2 separate regions of the Homo sapiens genome follow, and region 2 is linked to region 1. Evidence: read pairs that join two places in POLR2A ChIA-PET (ENCODE). Cell type or tissue: HepG2. All regions are shown on one strand. Links, peaks and the distances in the headings refer to the core of each region. The heading gives the core; the rest is flanking DNA.

Region 1 (9,478 bases), core at 2,701-7,700:
ACTGGGGTAAGAAATGCAGGTGACTCGTGAGTGGTCAGGGAGTGGAAGAGAAGACGGCTGGAAGGTTTTAGCATTCAGAAAAAAAATGGAGACAACTAGAGTTGATCTGAAGATTATGGCAGAATTCAATATTGGGGGAAAGAAACAAGATGGGGGTTAGAAATTAGAAACAGCAGAGCTCCACAGGTTGGAAAGGTTGGAAAGGATTTGAGCAAGAGAACAAGGAGCCTGCTAATAGCACCCTGGGTTTACATCAAGAGAAGCACCTGGAGAGAATTAACTCGGGAGGAGGTGGGGGCATGGGAAACCTTTTCATCTCCAAGAGCGGGCAGGAACAGCAGCTGGCCTGAACTTGAAGGTACACCAGGTAGCTTGCGTGGGCCAGGAGAAGGTGATTCTCTTCTATGCCTCTCTCCAACGCCCTGCTTCTGATGCTGCTCCTCTACCTGTATTGAGGGGAAGATACATCCCTAAGAAGTTCCCTGAACCCCATTCTTTGTTGTGGCTAACTGGTCCCCTTGGAATTTTTCTACTAATTTTCAATTCCCCCTCTCACCTGGTGAAATCTTGAATCTTACTGTTCAATAAAAGTTCTTCTACCGAAATTTCTATACCACGTTGAATTTTTTGTGTTTCCTTTGTTTTTAGTTCTTTGGGAGTTTTACTTAGAAAAAAAAGCCTCTGGGGACTAGATAAGGAAGGAAACCTTCATGTGGACCCTCTTGAGCTCTGTTTTCTTTCCTGGCCTCACTGGTGTGGGCTCTCTGGCTGCCCTGCTGATCTCTTGCTTTACTGCATTTGGGTGAGGACTGAGGAGAGGGACAGGAGTGTATTCACTGGATACTATTCAGACTAAAGGATTAGATGTCGTAGGTGAATAAGCAAGAAAGCAAACACATAAACAAAACATCTGAACGTTTTCAATCCAAGTGGAGCAGAATTTAGCTTTTCCAGCTAAACTGCCCCACCCCTGGCACCCAGGGAAAATGGTGCTCGTATTGTAATATATTCTCCCATGGATGCATGCAATATTATGAGTATTTTTTGCCTTGTGATGTAAATTCTCTTTCTTCCTCACTCAGAAAAACATATTGTAGTTGAAAGGAAAAAAAAGAATTCTGGCCGGGCGCGGTGGCTCATGCCTGTAATCCCAGCCCTTTGGGAGGCCCAGGCGGGTGAATCATCTGAGGTCAGGAGTTTGAGACCAGCCTGGCCAACATGGCGAAACCCCATCTCTACTAAAAATACAAAAATTAGCCGGGCATGGTGGCAGGTGCTTGTAATCCCAGCTACTCAGGAGGCTGAAACAGGAGAATCGCTTGAACCTGGGAGGCAAAAATTGCAGTGAGCCGAGATTGTACCACTGCACTCCAGCCTGGGCGAGACTCAGTCTCAAAAAAAAAAAAAAGAAAAGAAAAAAGAATTCTGATCCTTTTTGAGTGTGTGTGTGTATGTGTTTTATGTGTGTGTGAGAGGACACAAATTCAAACTGAAACTTTGCTAAGTAATAGGTTTTAACTGATCTGGATACATCAGGGTAGTGAGAACAGTAAGTCTGGAAAAGAAAACAATAGTTATCAATACACATACACTCTCCCATACATAGAACAATGCCTAGGTCTATTGCATTTTAATATCCGCCGAATAGGTAGCATGAATTCACATCATTTCAGCGATGGGGAAATGGAAACTCGCAGAGAGCTTAACTGAATTTCCTGAGACCATGGGATGTCAGAAGGGCCACTAAATCTTTCAACTTCCAACTCATACTTTAAACTCCTGCCTCTTATCCTTTTTGAAGTGACTGGGGAAGACCAGGTACAGATCTGTAAAATGCTTCATTCCATTTTCAGAGGAGCTGAGGTCAGGTGCTTCCTACAGTCGAGGTCTCGCCAAGAAGACGGTGGCCACGTTCCTCAATTCTCAGGCGAGTGTTTTGATGCCTGGGTGCTTCTGCCTGATGAGCCCAGCATTCATGAAGTACATGTGACAAGAGGACGGCTGGAATATTGCTCAATATTTTCAGGCCGACGGCACTGGCTGCATGTAATTTGAGAGGAGTGTAGAATGTCAGCCGGACTTTTATGACGCACCCCTCTCCTCTTCCTGAGAATTGTTTGCATGTGGAGATTTCCTGCCTATATTTTTAGCGTCAAATTTTTTTGTGGTTGCTCAAGTACCTTCGGCCATGTTTTAGTGACTTACACAGAAGCCCTGATGCCCCTGATAAAACTGATGACCATCGAATGGAAAGAAGTCAGTGTAGAAAGCCCAGGCATTGTCCCATAGCTGGCCCTGTGTGTTTGCACTGATTCCTCAGAATAAGTTTGCAGATAGCTTAACTTCCAGAATTCCTGAGTTTCACTAGTCCCCCTTCTTTATGATGAATTGGAAAAAGGGTATATTCTGGGATAAAGCAAGAGGAAACTGGGTGCAGCAAAGATCCCTAGACCATTTTTCCCAGTGGCCCATTGCTCCTGCTGCTTTTTTCATACCAGCTGAATCTCCCTAAACCCCACGTCTGCGGCAAAGTCTTCGTGGTGAAACAGGTGAGTCACACTTTTCTGCTTCTCTGCAATTACAAATGTTATCACCTCATCTGACACAGAGAGGGTGTTGGTTGGAAATACGCATTAGGAATAAGCTCTTTGGAAACAGCAAAACTGCCTTCATGAAATGAAGACTTTTTTTTAGAAAGTCTGGAGCTAAAGTTATAAAAATAAAGAGGCGTCATCTCCCTTTCCTTCTCCTACAATAATGGAAATGAAATATCAAAGTAAACAGCACCACATCCATGTCCTCAGCACATGTGACTCGCTAACAGAACCATGCCAGCCACCCCATCCCTTCTCTCCCATATTCTCTGCTGTTCTCACTGTCTCTCAAGACCTGATTTAAAACCACCTTCACTAAGAAGTCTTCCTGTCCCCCTTCTGGTCCTTCACGGAATATTATTTTGCTTCTGAAACTTAAAAAAACAATTTTGTTCTCAGGTCATTCTCTGTGTACATCCCATCTCGTCCATCCTACAGATTAGATGTTCTTCCAGGGTAGAGGCGACCCCATCTCATGTCTTTTTATTCTCCCTCTGCTTTTTATTCCCACAGGCAGTCTTCAGTACAAGAAGCGTCAATCTCAGATCTTACTCATTTCCAACCTGTACCAATCAAAGGCCCTCCCAGCCAAGATAAAAGCAAAGTCTCCCTCCTCCAGAGCACATGGGAATGGCCCCCCAGTAGCTGGGGCATGCAAGCTAATGAAGTTTCATCTTCCACCTCTATCCAAATATGACCTTGCTGATACCATCTCCTATTAGATGACAAATCCGGATGTTTCTATTGCATGGTTGTTATTTGCCACATGCTTCCTGGACAAGTTTCTAGGTAACCTTAATGTCTGTGCTTCTGGGGAAGGAGGAGTAGAAAATAACTCACCTCTTCAGTAAGTGGTTTTAAAAATATAACAGTGTTTAAAAGCTTTTAGAGAGCAGCTCTCCTTCCGGCTGCTCCAGCTCTGTTTGCTTTGTGATAGGAGCCCCCGTAACACTTCGTGCTTGGCAACATCTGACGAGGACAGAAGGCAGGTTTAAAGCTGAGAAGATTGATTTTTCCTTTGTAGGGCTTTCCATGAGGGGCGTGGGAGAGAAGTCACTTGGGGAAGCAGTGGTCAGTGAGGTTTACTTCTCCATATGCTCTGCATTCATGTGTAAGGCTAAACAAACGTGTTGTCTCCGCAAGCAAATCCCACACCACAGAGAGGAGCAGTTTGTCCTGGAGGTCCTAAGGAGGTGACCAGTGACCTGGAGGGTAAAAGGTTGGGGCTCCTGAGACCTTTCTTCCAACTCTCATTTCCATCCTAAACTGGCAGGGGAAATGTACCCAAATTGCCTGTGTGTTTCGATTTGATGTGGACACACTGTGACCACTCAGGATCGCTCTGGTGCTGCTGAACTCCATGGTTCATATTAGGCCCGACTGTCTAGTTTTAGAAAGTGGGAGGAGATTTCCCCTCTGCCAGGGCTTGGGGTTTATGTTCCCCAGAGCATTGAGCAAGAGCCTCATGTTTACAGAAATCTCAGGCCCCATGATTTCTTCCTGTCAGGGTAGAAGGAGAAGGAGTAGGCACAGACTGTGGAGTAGATCTTGCCACTTCAGTCCCTTTGTTCTTGCCCAGCATGAGGTTACCAAGGAAAGGATACCTGGGGCGCTGGGGGTGAGGGTATGTATTGGTTGTTTGAACTCTGAAAATATAATTTTAAAATTGGCATTGTAAATCAAATCATTAGGTCTTCTGCATATAGTTTTATTTTTTCTAAAACTTCATAAAGCTGTCAAAAATACCTACACTATATTTTAAATGCTGTGGGCAATATAGTTTTTAAAATTTTATTGTGAAGTGCTGTTGTAATTCCTTTAAGAGATGTACACTGTCTACCTGGTTTATTTTGTGTGCAAATATGTATATATACACTGTATATATACATATACATATACACACAACTATATACATACATGTATATATACACACATATATATTTCAAAGTTTTTTGAGATCTAGTGCTCACACAGCATTTGGTAGTAACTAACAGCTGCTAAGTCAACTCCTAACCTTCTCAACCTCATCTGGTGTGACTTAGAGCAGAAATGGTCCAACCAGCGCAGCAACCATGTACCCACCCAAGTTGACTCCTATGGGCGTAATGTCCACAGGTGCTTCTGCCTTGGTGTGTCAACTCCATCTTACAATTTAGGAGAATTTGGTTACATAGCACCTACTAGGTCTTAAAAATAAAAATATCAATGCCCATTTTATATAGTGGGTCTATGTAGGATCTAGTGAAAATACGCACTTAAGTCTTTTAGAAGACAGGAGAGATTGGGGTCATACAATTTTTTTTTGCATATGTGAAGAGAGTAAATACTTAGTGTTCATCAACTCCATGAAAATGAAGATTCCAAACTACCACAAAACTAAGGAATAAAGCTTTATCATTTGGCTTTAAAGACTCTGAAAGTACTGGGTTCTATTATTGCCTTAATTGGGGTCATGCAAGGGTGGAACAATAGGAGCTAAATAGTTCATGTTAAGGCAGATCAAGGCTTGACAAGTTCCAGATTTCCAGCAGGATTTAACTCCTGAGTCACATCAACTTGGGGTACAAGATTCACTGGGAAGCAGGGAGGAGCAAAAATCAGTCTGTAGAACTCTAGAAAGCAGTACCTGATAAAGACCTTTAAAGTCTCCATGAATCAAAGATATTAAGATTCGTTTTCTGCTACCCCATCTTCAAAATGAAAGCTATTCAAAGCCACAACATAAATATAAAAATTTCTCCCATGGTAACCACCTGGTTGATTAAAATATGTTTAATTTTTCCTTTTCTTCTGTGAATTGCTGCTGCCCTAAGTATGTACGTGGTCTGCCTGTTAGCTTCCTAAGCACATCTGGCAAGGTGGGGTAGATGAAGAAGGGCAGCTATGGAGGTGGGCATTTGGGAGAATGTAAATGCAAGGCTGGGGACAGCTCTCACTGGAGGGTAGCATGACTGCCCAGCCAAGGGCCAAACTATAAAGGGACAGCCCCGGCAAGTGCTCCAGAGTAGGTGGATTTCACAACGTATGGAACCACTCCTTTTAGGTCCGAAGTGCTACATACTTAGTTTATGATTTGCAAACATTCATCTTCTGGCTGGAAGGCTGGAGACAAACAGACAGCTCATTAGGAAAATAACCAAAGAGCTAAATAAAATGGAGGAAGTAGGCAGCAGATCCCAGGCAGACAAGTGTGGCTCACAGTCCTTCATGAGAGATCAGAGGCCAAGCCAAACCAATGCGTCCGTCCCTCAAAGGTCATTCGTCTAGGGCTTTGTCAAACCAGGAAGGGAAGGGAGTTTCAAAGGGCCTTTTGTGGAACACACACAGCTCTGGCCCCTGAGATTCAAATCAGGATCAGGAAACCTGTGTAGCAACTGGCTGCATGTACAATGCTTAGCGACCAGCCAGGGCCCTCCAGCCTCCTTTTCTTTTTATGAGCACGAAGTTTTCCCTGTAGATGGGAAAGAGATAATTAAAAAACAAAACAAAAATCTGTCCCAATTGCAATAAAAAACAACCAAGACCTGGAGTTATTTACTTATTTGTGAATAGAACCAAACATGTTAGATATTTTTTGTTGTATGTGATTCAACAAACTATATAGAAATTATATTTAAAAACCCAAGCCATTATTATTTGCATCATAGATCATACTATGTAGTGGCAGCATGAAAAATGCATCAAATATACATGCAGATATTATTTATATATTTATGTGTGTGTATATATATCAAAACAAAGCAAACGTATGAGTAGATCAGCAGTAAACTTGTTAAAAATTGAGATAGAACTTAAGGTAGATTCTCTGTTGTTTCTGATCTCCAGGTTCTTTTGCTGGATCCTACCTTTCATGTACATGATCATCTCTTTCTTTTCCTTAGAATGGCCAATGATCCTTCTCTGTCCTCTTCTCTCTTCTGTGAGTGTTATGAACATTAAGAGCTTTCCCAGAAAACTTGGGCATTGTGCCTATATTTAGTTTTTGTTGTTGTTGTTTTGAGACGGAGTTTCACTCTTGTTGCCCAGGCTGGAGTGCAATGGTGCTATCTCGGCTCACTGCAACCTCTGCCTCCCGGGTTCAAGCGATTCTCCTGCCTCACCCTCCCACGTACCCGGGATTACAGGTGTGCACCACCATGTCTGGCTAATTTTTTGTATTTTTAGTAGAGATGGGATTTCACTATGTTGGCCAGGCTGGTCTTGAACTCCTGACTTCAGGTGATCCACCCGCGTCAGGCTCCCGAAGTGCTGGGATTACAGGTGTGAGCCACCATGCCCAGCCTATATTTAGTATTTTGCTACTCAATCTCATTCACTTTTCAGTCAGCACACAGTTCTTTGTTTTTGTTTATGTCATTTTATTTAGTTTCACCAAAGGGCTCTGGGTTCCTCAGATGTTGTGTTGTGAGAAGAAGACCAGGCCCAGAGAGCAGAAGAATCCCTGGCCTGGGTCAGGACTTGCTTTCTCGTCTGAGGCCTCCAGCTGGTCCTTTAGGTTCTCTGAGATTCAGCTTCTGCAACTGCTTACCTCACAGAGTTGCTATGGACATCAAACCAAATAATGACTATAAAAGCACTCATGTAAATTATGTGTTATTATTAGAAAAGTTTCCATTTTATACCAAGACAAAGGAACACTGTTATTCATTTGACATGTTTTCTTTTTATTCTTATTCATTTTACATGTTTTCCCCTTCTATTTCTGTCCATGGTTCTCTTCAAATTTTATAATTTAAAATGATATCATCATTATTGAGTCATAACTGAGTGAGCCATTGAGAATATGAATCAGCTGAAACTGAGGGAAAAATAATCTCAAGTCCAGTAGGACCTGACATTACAGAGTCAATTTCTGTTGGTGACAACCTTATTTCTTGTAAAGTTCTAAATGAAACCCTAAGTCAAAGTTATGTTAGAACTTCTAGGACAAGGAATCAGGGAACTCAATGGGCAATACATAGGGAGTCAGGGGAGTTCACAAAAGCTGCAGAGGGCAATTTTGAACCTGAAGGCCTAGTAACCTGTAATCATCCTTGAAGTCAAGAATATTGTAATCTCAACAAGCTGAATAAAGGTGGCCAACTAGTGAATCAAGCCTGTGGTTATGCAATGGTTTGCCTTGCAGTTCTGAAAGCTTGCTGACAGTAGGTTCTCTTTATCTCCACCCTTTCACTGAAGCGTCTTAGCCCAGGAGGGTTGAACCCGTATTAGAAGCCCATGCCTAAATTAAATTTCTTAAGCATTGGCCATTATCATCCACCATGTTTCTGTTGTGATTGATGTATCTATAACTGACAATTCAAGAAACCTACTGCCGGGAGTGCCAATCTTTGATTTAGAAACATGGTGTCTTTTAGAAGTCTTGTAGAACCCTTGACTCTTTCTCACAATGCTGTTTTTAAAAGCATAAAACTAAATACATAGGATACCAAAGAAACCAATTATACTGAAGAATAGTTATCAAATACTTTTTAAAAATATGTGATATAGTTAGATGCTTCTTTATTAATACATTAAATAAGATCTACTGATGGATTTAAATAAGTATTGTATCTTCAAAATGGTGATGAACTTAAATGATGTTTCAAAGCATTAGCAACAACTGTTGGTGACTGAGTCACAGGTGTTGATTGTTGTTTGTTACTGCTACGGTTTGGATATCGTTTGTTTGGCTCCACTCAATCTCATTTTGAAATGTGACCCCCACTGTTGGGACTGGGGTCTGCTTGGGGGTATATGGGTCATGGGGGTGGATCCCTCATGAATGGCTTGGTGCCATTCTTGCAGAAGTGAGTTCTCATTCTTAGTTCTCAAGAGAACTGGTTGTTGAAAAGAGCCTCTCTGGCCAGGCGTGGTGGCTCATGCCTGTAATCCCAGCACTTTGGGAGACCGAAGCAGGTGGATCATTTGAAGTCAGGAGTTTGAGACCAGCCTGGTCAACATGGTGAAACCCCGTCTCTACTAAAAATACAAAAAAATTAGCCAGGTGTGGTGGCGGGAACCTGTAATCCCAGCTACTTGGGAGGCTGAGGCAGGACAATTGCTTGAATTCAGGAGGCGGAGATTGCAGTGAGCCGAGATCGCGCCACTGAACTCCAGCCTGGGAAACAGAGACTCAGTCTCAAAAAAAAGTAGAGCCTCTCACCTCCCTCTTTCTTCCTTCTTGCTGCTTCTCTTGCCATGTGATCTCTGCACCTGTTGGTTCCCCACTGCCTTTTGCCTTCAGTGAAAGCAACCTGAGGCCCTCACAAGGAGCAGATGTTGGCACCATGCTTCTTATACAGCCCACAGAACCATGAGTCAATTAAACCTCTTTTCCTTATGAATTACCCAGACTTAGATTTTTTTTTATAGCAACACAAATGGACTAAGACAGTTACCTGCCTTCTTAATTGAAAAAATTGCTAAATTTTAGTTACAGGTTAGTGAAAACAAATAAGTGGGTCTTTCCCCATCCAAGTTTATAGAACCTTGGAATTCTATCCAAGAGCCCCTTGGGTGTCTGCAGACCTCAAAGTCAGCTCCTCTGCCAGGATGGCTTCTTTGCTACTGGCCCAAAGGACAATCACAAGAACTAAAAAGAACAGTATCACCTGTACCTTCCTGGTATATCTGCTTATAAAACCCAAATTTCACAGCTTGTCCCCAACTGGCAGGCTTCTATAGCATAAGCTTAATGGCAAGAAATGATAAAATTCATGTGAGATCTACAGCCAATGTATATTTGCTTTGTGTTTTTGCTAAAGTGACCAGATATTTCTACAACAGATAGTCATGGCTTTAGACTATTTGTCAAAATAAACTTTTAGAGTTGTCTTGACTTTGATGCCTTCTAGGCCCCTTGAGGGAAGCTGAGAAGGCAAGTACAAAAGTGGGCTAACAGC
Region 2 (9,478 bases), core at 2,346-7,345, 340 kb after region 1:
TATTTTCTAACCCTGGCAAGGCTTAATAAGACTTTGGAAGCCTTTTAAACAAATACTGATTCCTGGACCTCAACTTAGATCTGTAGGAACAGAATCTCCATGGACAGGGCTGAGGAATCCATATGTTCAGTGAGCTCCCAGGAAATTCTGTTAAGTTGTCTGTAGCCTTGGAAAACAGACAAAGTGAACTGCAATATCTTGAAGTATCTGTGATGACAGATTCTATAAAATTCTTAAAGAGATAGCAATTTGTCATGGCATCAATATTTGAATATCTACTCAATATAACATTTTATTATTGGTTACTTACAAGTTATATTTGAAACAATCAGTTATCTGAACATCAACACAAACCAAAAGCATTTGATTGTTATGAAACAAGGTTTACTTTGAGCTTGATAGAGGAATTAGACCCACATAATGAAAAGGAGTCATGACCGAATTATAAAATATGGATGCGCAAATTGCCAAACAGATAACATGTTCATGCCAAAATTTTTTATTTACAAGATCAGCAACTCATTCTTTCCAGTCTCAAATCACATATTAGTTTAATATGGCATTAAATACAGGCATTTAATATGGCATTAAATTCCCTTGAAAGATCATTTTTATTGGGTCCTTTGTTATTTTGAAATGATTTTTCATTTTCATGAATTTTCATTCTGTTACATTCAATAGTTAGAGTGACTATTCTAGTAATTGAATAGGGCAGAATGGAAGCATAGCTCCATGTTCCTCTGATAGACTGGTTTTCAGAGTCTGCAGTTTTGAACTGGACAGTTATCTCTATTAAGTTTCTATCCCAAACTCTGTGTAGATTGTCTGAAAGGTTTTCAACCATTAATGGAAGGCTGGGATCTGAATTACAGGCATAAGAAACTAGACAGAAGCCATCAATCAATTGAATATCTAGATCATTGCTTAACATTTTTTGAATTTCTAACCACAGAGAAAAATTTTCCTAATACCCTTTCAGCCATTCAAACCTTTTGAAGTATATTCTCATAAACACATTTTTCTTTTCTTCTTTTTGCGTCTAGGTTCTGTTTGCTTATTATTTGTTTACTTATTCAACAGATACCTAATGGGAGCTTACTTTATGCCAGGCACAAAATACTAAGTGCTGAGTAAATAAGATCCCTGATCTCACGTATGTTCTAATAAGGGGAAAATGATAATAAACTTGCAGATAAATACATAAGAATTTTAGTTAGTGATAGATTATTGGGGGAGCCTTTTATAGATGGGGTAGTTTGAAAAAGGTAGTAATACTTGAGCCAGGACTTGAGCACTGTGAGCAGCTGTGAGGAAGAAATAGCCAGTGCAAAGGCCCTGAGGCAGGAACCAGCTGGGGAATGAAAGAACAGTGAAGCACCGTTACAATAAAAAAGTGGGGATACAAGATGAGGTCAAAAAGAAGGCAAGGGCCAGATAACGCAGGGTCCTGCAGGTCACGGTAGAAATTTGAATTTCTTCTAAATGTGATATATCTAATCAGGGAGTGAAATACCTTTTTATCTTATAAAAATAACTCAGGCTCTGTTTAGAGAATCGAGCATGGTCAGCTAAGAGTGGAGTGAGGAAGAGCAGCTAGCAGACTGTTACATTAGTTCAGTCTAGGGATGATGACTGCTTATTAGAGTAATGCTTTTGACTGAAGGAATGATATGAAAATCATGAATATGCCTCTTTTAACAGACATTCTCAATTAAGAAGGCCACAACTATGACTCTTACAAAATGATTCTTGAACTTGTATTTTTTGGCCTTTATGTTCACATGTTCAGCACTTTCATTAGTTTCATTTCTCCCTGCTGTTAGGCCACTGCCTCCTTGAGCTCAGAACCACCGGGTTAGGTGATAGGTCAGGGCAACTTACTTTTTATCAGGCTAAAGGCATCTGTCCCAGTTCAAATCCAGAGAGCAACCCTTGCTTGTTTCTGCCATTCCCTTATTTTTTCCCACAGCCTTCTCTTTCCCAGTTTCTCCTGCTTAATTTTCTGTCCCAAGTGGAACACAGTCTCCCAACTTCTCCCCTACTCAGCTGTCTACTCTGAAAAACACGCAGATGTCAGTTTTCATGCTGCTTTTCTGAGGGGTTTATTTTTGTTGTAGAGGAATACAGAGATGAATACAAATTTTAAAAACTGTAGAAAACTCCTCAAGTTATTTTACCCAAGGAAGGGAAAGTGGGGAAGTCATTCTCCTTTTCATTAAACCTTAAGTACAGCTGGAAGGGGCTGGACAGATTTTCAACACTTCTTTTTTTAAAAGGGAAGTCGTATGTTGACATGACTGTTGACAAGAATATAATAAAACCTAACATTTAGTGAGCCATTGCTATGTGCCAAGCATTGTTGTAGGTATCTTCAAACTGAGGCATGTCCTATTGCTACCCCCTTCACAAATGAGAAAACTGAGGCACAGGGACATTAAGTAATTGGCTCCAGGTGAGGGGCCAACCTAGACATTTTTTTGTGTGTGTGTGACAGTCTTGCTTTGTCACCCAGGCTGGAGTACAATGGCAGGATCATGGCTCACTGCAGCCTTAACCTTCTGGGCTCAAGTGATCCTCCCATCTCAGCCTCTCAAGTAGCTGGGACCACAGGTGTGCACCACCACACTTGGCTAATTTTTGTATTTTTTGTAGAGATGGGGTCTCACTATATTGCCCAGGCAATATAGTGTCAAAACTCCTGAGCTTGAGCTATCAGCCTGCCTTGGCCTCCCAATGTGTTGTGATTATAGGTGTGAATCACCACGCTGGCCCAACCTAGAAATTAGACAGGTTTTTCCCTTCTCTAGGCGATGCTGCCTCTCCAGGTGAGATGACTTGGCAATCTGTAGAGAAGGCGGCCTTTGCAGAGATGGGCTGATGAGAGACTGGTCACACATCCTGCCTCCCAGGCCCTCCTCCTGTCTCTATCCCCTCCATGCTCAATCTGGTTTTACCTCTGGACTTCATTTAGTGTACCTCTCACTTAGGCTGTTTTTGATAAGTATCTCTATAAGTGAATAGTTGCAAAAATTAAAAGAAATATGCCCTTTCCCTTTGCCCCTCCCTTTGTCAGTGAATTTCTGACTTAGGCTGTCTCATACTTATTTGCTTTAATAGCTGCTCTCTGCTTCTCTGTGGATACTTACATTGTTTCTGAAGTGGGGACCAGGAAAGCAGCGCTCCCCAAGCTGTGGGGACACAAGGCTTTCCTCCACATGGCTCTCCTCCTCCTTGTGTGCTGGGCACATTCATTTATCAGCCTGTCCTTCTCATAGGTATCCTCTTGGTCACAGCAGGCTCCAGGAGATTACTTGTCTCACTACTGAATTTTCTTTATATGATTTTTTTCTAAGTATGTATGAAATTATAGTCTTGAACTTTCCTTTTTCATACACAAACTAATCATTATGAAGCCCAATAATGATCCCTGAGGGAAAAACCACATGGAGCAAAAGGGCTCAGACGTGGAGTGAGGGTGTTTGACAAGACATCATTCCCGGACCTGTGGATACAGTTCTCTCCAGGGGTCAGTAAACTACATTTTTATGACTTGAATTTGTTTTTCAGGATATTACATCATGGTTTCCCCAAAGCACAATTGTGTGCTGTCATGTCCATTTTTCATGTTCCATATCATTCCTAGACTTAAAATAGTAAGCTCTGAGCATCATGTCTTACTGGTCTTATGACTTAAACACAGAAGAGGTGAAGGTTTAAAGAAAAACCAGACATACTCCATGAGCCAAAGGGACTGGTTTTCTATAATCTCTTTGATAAAAACCCTTTGACATTATTCTCATGGGTTATGTGACTATAGGCTGGTCAACTTGATTATTTTCCCTTGAGTATAATAAAAGTGTGTAGGAGAGATTCTCTTTAAATTTGAGATTTAAGTATGATTTCTCTCTCACAAGATAGAAGATGGATATATCTCATCATTTTATTTTTGAGAAAGAAAGGCTTTGGTGTTCATTGTTTAAGTTAAAGCAGTCCTGTTCTTGGGCCAAGAACAAGAAAAAAGAACAAAGGAAAGGACTGGAAACATTTACTTCTCAAAAAAGGATGAGAAATATTACTTTCTGTCTTCTAGTAAAAATCTGTTCTTCAGAAAGATTCAAATATTCCTTCACACTAAAGTGAAAGTGACCGAACACAGCTTAAATATGATTTCTCCCAAAGGAAGTTGTAGGTTTACATAGACCAAATCTTTACAGAGGACTCTCCCAATTCTTGATGTACCTATTTTTTTGGTCTGTTTGCTTCTATTTAAAATACATAATGAATTTTGTTCCAGAAAAAAAAATTTAAGGCCACATATTACACAATAAGAAAATAAATTTAAAAATAAGTAATTGAGAACATTAGGATGACTTTGAATATTCAGAGTTTTGGTTTTCAGAGAAAAGAGGAAATAACTGTATTTTGTTGTTGTTAGAAAACTCTTATTTTACCTTGAAATCTTAGCAGAGCAGGGATGGGATGGGGTCACTAACTCCACCTACAGCAGACCAACCTTTCAACATATGTCAATAATTTTATGGTGAAAATATTTTTCTCTCTCAGCTTGTTTGAGCATTTAGTACAGTTTACTATTCCAGCTTTAGTTCTCCGGTAGCCTTCTCTTTGGTTACTTATTAACCTCCCTTTAAAGTACAACTTAGTCTAGAAAGGTACAAAGTTCAGTTACTGTTACTATTGTTCTTGAATATGATAATAAATAAGGCCACTCTATAACTGGAAATGCCTTCTAAAACATATTTGTAGATAAAACAGCTAGTCTGGGGGCATCGGCGCTGAACACCAGCTTTCTCAGAGGTAACCCTGCAGTAACAGGACAAAGCTGCCCGTGTGAATGGGAAGTTTGCATGATACCTGTACCCCAAATCACCCATGTGCTTCACTCCCATCTTCCACCTTCTCCTTTCTCTATTATTATCCTTATAAGGATAGGATGTCAAAGGAGATCAAATATTGCCCCAGGGGAATCCAGAAGGAAGAAAGCAGTAGATGTCCTCCTCTCTATAGATATGTCTATTTTGAAATTCATTTAAGATGATGATTGCTCAGAATCCAGAATTCAAACCGAAAAAGGGCTAGTCAGTTTTCCCCCATTTGGAGTAGTGGAAAAAGTTGCCCTAGAACACTAGAGTAAGTTTCTAGATGCTATATCTGCCAACCGGAAAGAGACTGTGTCCCTTACTTGCCTTCCCAGAACCTAGAACAGTACCTGGAACATCATATGTGTTCAATAAACAGATAATGAGTGTAATGGGAGCTCTAAGGTACTTTTTAGATACAGGATATCCTTTAATTCTTACCTGTTAATTGAACACAAATAAGCTCCTGCTTCTTCTTATACTGTGTTGATCAAGGATGCTCAACTCTGGAATCTAATTGCCTGCATTCAAAACATGTCTTCCTCACTTACTAGCTGTATAATATGGGGAAATTGCTTAGTTCCTCTGTGGCTTAGTTTCCTTACTGTAAAGGGGTTGTTAGGAGAAGTAAATGACATATTAAATGCTTAGCACAGCACTAGACACCCTTAGCCTAATAAATGTTGGCCAGCAGCCACAGTATGTTATCCCCAGCTTAAGTCTGATCTACTATAAAACTATAAAGGAAGGTTCTTTTTGGCTAGAAATAATAGGAATTTAAAGGAGTTAAACACAGATTCACATCTACGTGTGGCTTTTCAAGTCATGTAATAATAAAAGAGCATTGAAAAGGACTGCTTTCCAGAGAAAAGTAGGCAGATATCCAAAGTATTTTTGAGTCAGGAATAAATGTTGGTGAATTAGTCTATTCAAAGAGATGTTTAGAATTATCTGCAATAAAATGAATTATTTTCCTACTATAATAAAAAATAAAAATAATTTTAAAAGCTTTATGAGATTTCACTTTGAAGTTATTTTTCTTTAACAAATATGCCATTCACTCAACAACTATTTATTTAGCAACTATGTGCTAAGTGTTGTGTTTGGTGCTAGTGCAGGAAAACGAAAAAGGAATAGAGCCTGTTTCTAATGAGTTTAGAGAATAAATATTTAGCTAAATAGTACTCTCCAAAATAGTTATCCTGGGATCCTGCACATTAATTCCAATATTGCTGCTGTTGCTCGACACTTTCAAACAACTCTTGGGCAATGCCTTCAGAATCAATGCACGAGCCACACAGAAACAGCAATGACCACTTTACTTTTTGAAAGGACCAATATTCAGTGGATATTAAAAACCCATATTCTCCTTTATTGGTTGGTAAATGCCACAGCTCAGAAACCCCAATGTGTCCACTCATCCCCACTCCTACATTTTTCCCTATGGGACCACCTAGAACATTTCAAACACCTCGTAATCCAGCTACTGTAGAGTTAATACATGGATCTGGGTTAAGGTCCTCCAGGTCCCTGCTCCAATACCACCAGTTCTGACTGCTCGGTGTTCAGCCTTAGCTATTGTTGAATGTGTTGAATATTACCCCTAATATAAAGTGTCACAGTGCATCCCCCAATCTACTGTCCTGTCTACTTCTTTCTCCTTGATGCCCCCAGGGCCCCATCTCCTACGGTAGGTTGTTTTTAATTATTGATTAGACAAATCCAACTTTAAGGGGCAAAGTTTGGCTATCTTTTGAGATATTTGTTTAAAATAAGATGAAATAAAAATAAAATAAAATAAAATAAGATGAAATAGCTTAAAGACAGTTCCAAAAGAGAGGTCCTAAAATTGTTCTGAGCAAAGGGAAATGTCATTGAAACTAGTCTGAGGTCTCCCAAGGTGACTACATAGAGGAGATGACATTCATTTTGTATGTAAATGCTGGTGCTTTTATGAATACAACCAATGATATCAGGCCAATTACTTTATCTTGAATATTAGATGAATGTCTAATTTTAGAAAAGTTGTATTTTAAAGTCACAAAATCTTCACTTAGGAGCATTCTTAAAACCTAATACATTTTTTTCCAGTTAATATGATATTATTAACATATAAAGGGTATGATAGACATATTTATCCCAGTAGCATTTTGGAATTCCTAATACCTACATATAAAAATAAAATAACAATGAATATTTTTTCCAGTGACATTATGATTCAGAATTATTCAACATTATATAAAATATGACATAATTGTGGAGGAAAGAGTTTTTCTCATGGGAAATGTAAATTCAGAAGAGAGTTGTAATAGATTATGCTTATTTTTAATAGGATGACTTGTATGAGAGGATTTATTTAATTTTGCTTTGTTATAAGACAAAAAAACAAAAATACAAATTAGCAAAACAAAACAAAACTTTCTGAAGACAAAATTATTATTGATTGGTGGGACAGTTTTTGAGAGGCGTGAATATCTGGTATTTGTGCAAAAGATAGCATTGACTTTAGGTTGCATTGGCTGGAAAGTTGATAAATGGTGCTTAACCAAAAGTTTTACTCATTCAGCTGCTAAATCAGTGGTATGAAAATTAGATCTTTTTCCCTAATGATAGTGAATCCAGTAGATAGCATTAATTCCTCCTATAATATTGACTGTTGAACTGAGATGTATTTGTTGAATGAATGAGTGCATAGTTGATCATTATTAAGAATTATATATCTTTTTGAATCCTTTCTTAGGACTTCATTTATTTTAAAGATAATAATTTTTATTGATTTTTCTTGCAAAAATAATTACAAGTTCATATAAAATTTCTACAACTGAGATAAGCAAAAAGATTACTCACAGTTCCCACCATCTGTAAATAACCACCTTAGCATCTTTGTGTGTGTCTTGACATCTATTTTCTGTTTTTTTAGGTGTAGGTGTATATGTGACTGTGTTTGATTTACAAAAAAAGATCACATTATGCACAACCTTTTTTTTTTACATAATATATCGTGATCACCTTTCCACATATGCCCTTAAATAGTCTTCTACAGCATTATGTTTAGTGACTGCATTGTTTCACCAGTCTTCTGTTATTGGGCATTTAGGTTGCTTTTAATCTTTTCATTATTATGGTGTAGAGACTTTTAGCTATTCCACAAATTTTTTTTTTGCTTTTTTGTAGAATTATTTCCTTGGACAGCTTAGTTAAGTCTGTGGATCCCTTCTCAGAATAATATGTTCTTTTTCATAGAAAATACAGGGTTACAAAGGACACAAATTATATTGAAAGGGTTACAAAAATATTTTTTAAATTTGTGACATATGTGTTTATTTGTAAACATTTGATCTAGTGGCACATCTAATTTTAACTAGTGATGAGCATAAATGAAATTTGATATACCTGAAACAATTAAAATGCAATATAAAAGTAGCTGCTGTTCTCTTTATTTCATTGTGATTTCCTGCTTACATTAATAATAGAAGAAAATGCTAAATTTCAGTTAGAGGTTAATTAAAATAAATATATGCAATATTTTTCCTGCCTAAACTCATGGATCACTTGATTTTATCCACAAACCCTCACAGCCACATATCTCAGATTAAGAACCTCTGTGAATATATCAGATGAACTTGGAAGCATTTAATAATAATAATAAGGGAGAAGTACCTACGTTCCCCAAAGATGTGCAATATGGACTTTAAAAAGTTGGTACTAAACTTGGTGAAACTGATGGAGGTTGAGAAAACATAATCTGTAAAACAAATAGACCGGGCTGATGAGTAATGGTGGAAGAAACCTAGGAGGAGTTGTGGGAAGCTAATTATGAGTAGGGTTTCGAAGGAATGGAACAGCAGAGAAAAACCCTGCTATTTCAGGCTTCTAATGAAAAGACATTGTGTTATTGAAAAGGGGAGAGTGATCTTTTCTCTTAACTTAGTAAAACCCAAATGTCCCAGTCTCAACAACCAATGACTGCCATATATTTTCTTATTTCCTCTTAATACCCAAGTGATATGAACCCCAGTCTCACAGACCAGCCTGATTGCAGGAAACTGGCCCCTTCCCTCATAGGTTTCATCCGCTTTCCAGCACCAAGCAGGTGCTGGTTTGAGTGTGTCCAGGATAGAGCAGCTGTTTCCTGATGTTTTATTTAGGCTTTCTACAAAGCTACCACACAGCTATCTCTGTTGTAATGACCTTTGTGAGGTGTCTACACTGATGCACAAAGATGATTTTACCATCTCTATGACTCTTGGGTAAGGAGGACAGGGGTTCTCTTTGTAAACTTAGCTACTTTGTCCAAAGTGAAAACTAGGTCCTCTACTAATTCCACACAGTAGAAACCAGGCTACAAGTTCCCACAGAACTTCATGGAGCATGGGGTGTAGTCAGGCATAATGTTGGGAAGTACCACACAGAATAGATGACATCCAGGACATCCTCTAGCCCTGTCCCAGGGTTGCTAAAGGGACTGCTGCTCACCCTCCAGCTCAGTCTGGGAGTATTTAAATCCTCCCAGGAGGCCCACAGAAAGAAGTGAGTTTTCCTTCTCCAGTGAAAGTCCCCCTGCCCCTGCCCCCAGAATCTGTATATTTTCAGTTCAGGCT

What was found. Peaks named below come from ENCODE experiments on the same cell type or tissue, not always from the same donor. Only the 100,000 strongest peaks of a DNase experiment are listed, where the experiment ranks them.
Region 2: POLR2A ChIA-PET joins it to region 1 with 7 read pairs; 3 of 35 experiments call an interaction of 5 or more read pairs at or near these places.

Annotation. Positions count from the first base shown.
Region 1 is chr5:95,859,529-95,869,006 of GRCh38, forward strand. It overlaps LOC105379091 (a long non-coding RNA gene), which reads left to right and starts at 2,256. Exons shown (of 3, transcript XR_001742813.2): 1 at 2,256-4,218. LINC01554 (long intergenic non-protein coding RNA 1554) reads left to right here. Exons shown (of 3, transcript NR_026936.1): 3 at 1-605. RefSeq lists enhancers at 2,440-3,639, 3,895-4,396. In HepG2, for the core only: no CTCF peak of the experiment used is centred there; DNase peaks (open chromatin) are centred at 3,373, 4,023 and 5,793; H3K4me3 peaks cover 1,742 bases.
Region 2 is chr5:96,195,292-96,204,769 of GRCh38, forward strand. All of the region lies in intron 1 of LOC101929710 (a long non-coding RNA gene), which reads left to right. It also overlaps a transcript of CAST not described here. Among named protein-coding and RNA genes, the nearest start is that of MIR583, 120 kb to the left of the region's middle. In HepG2, for the core only: no CTCF peak of the experiment used is centred there; a DNase peak (open chromatin) is centred at 4,620; H3K4me3 peaks cover 830 bases.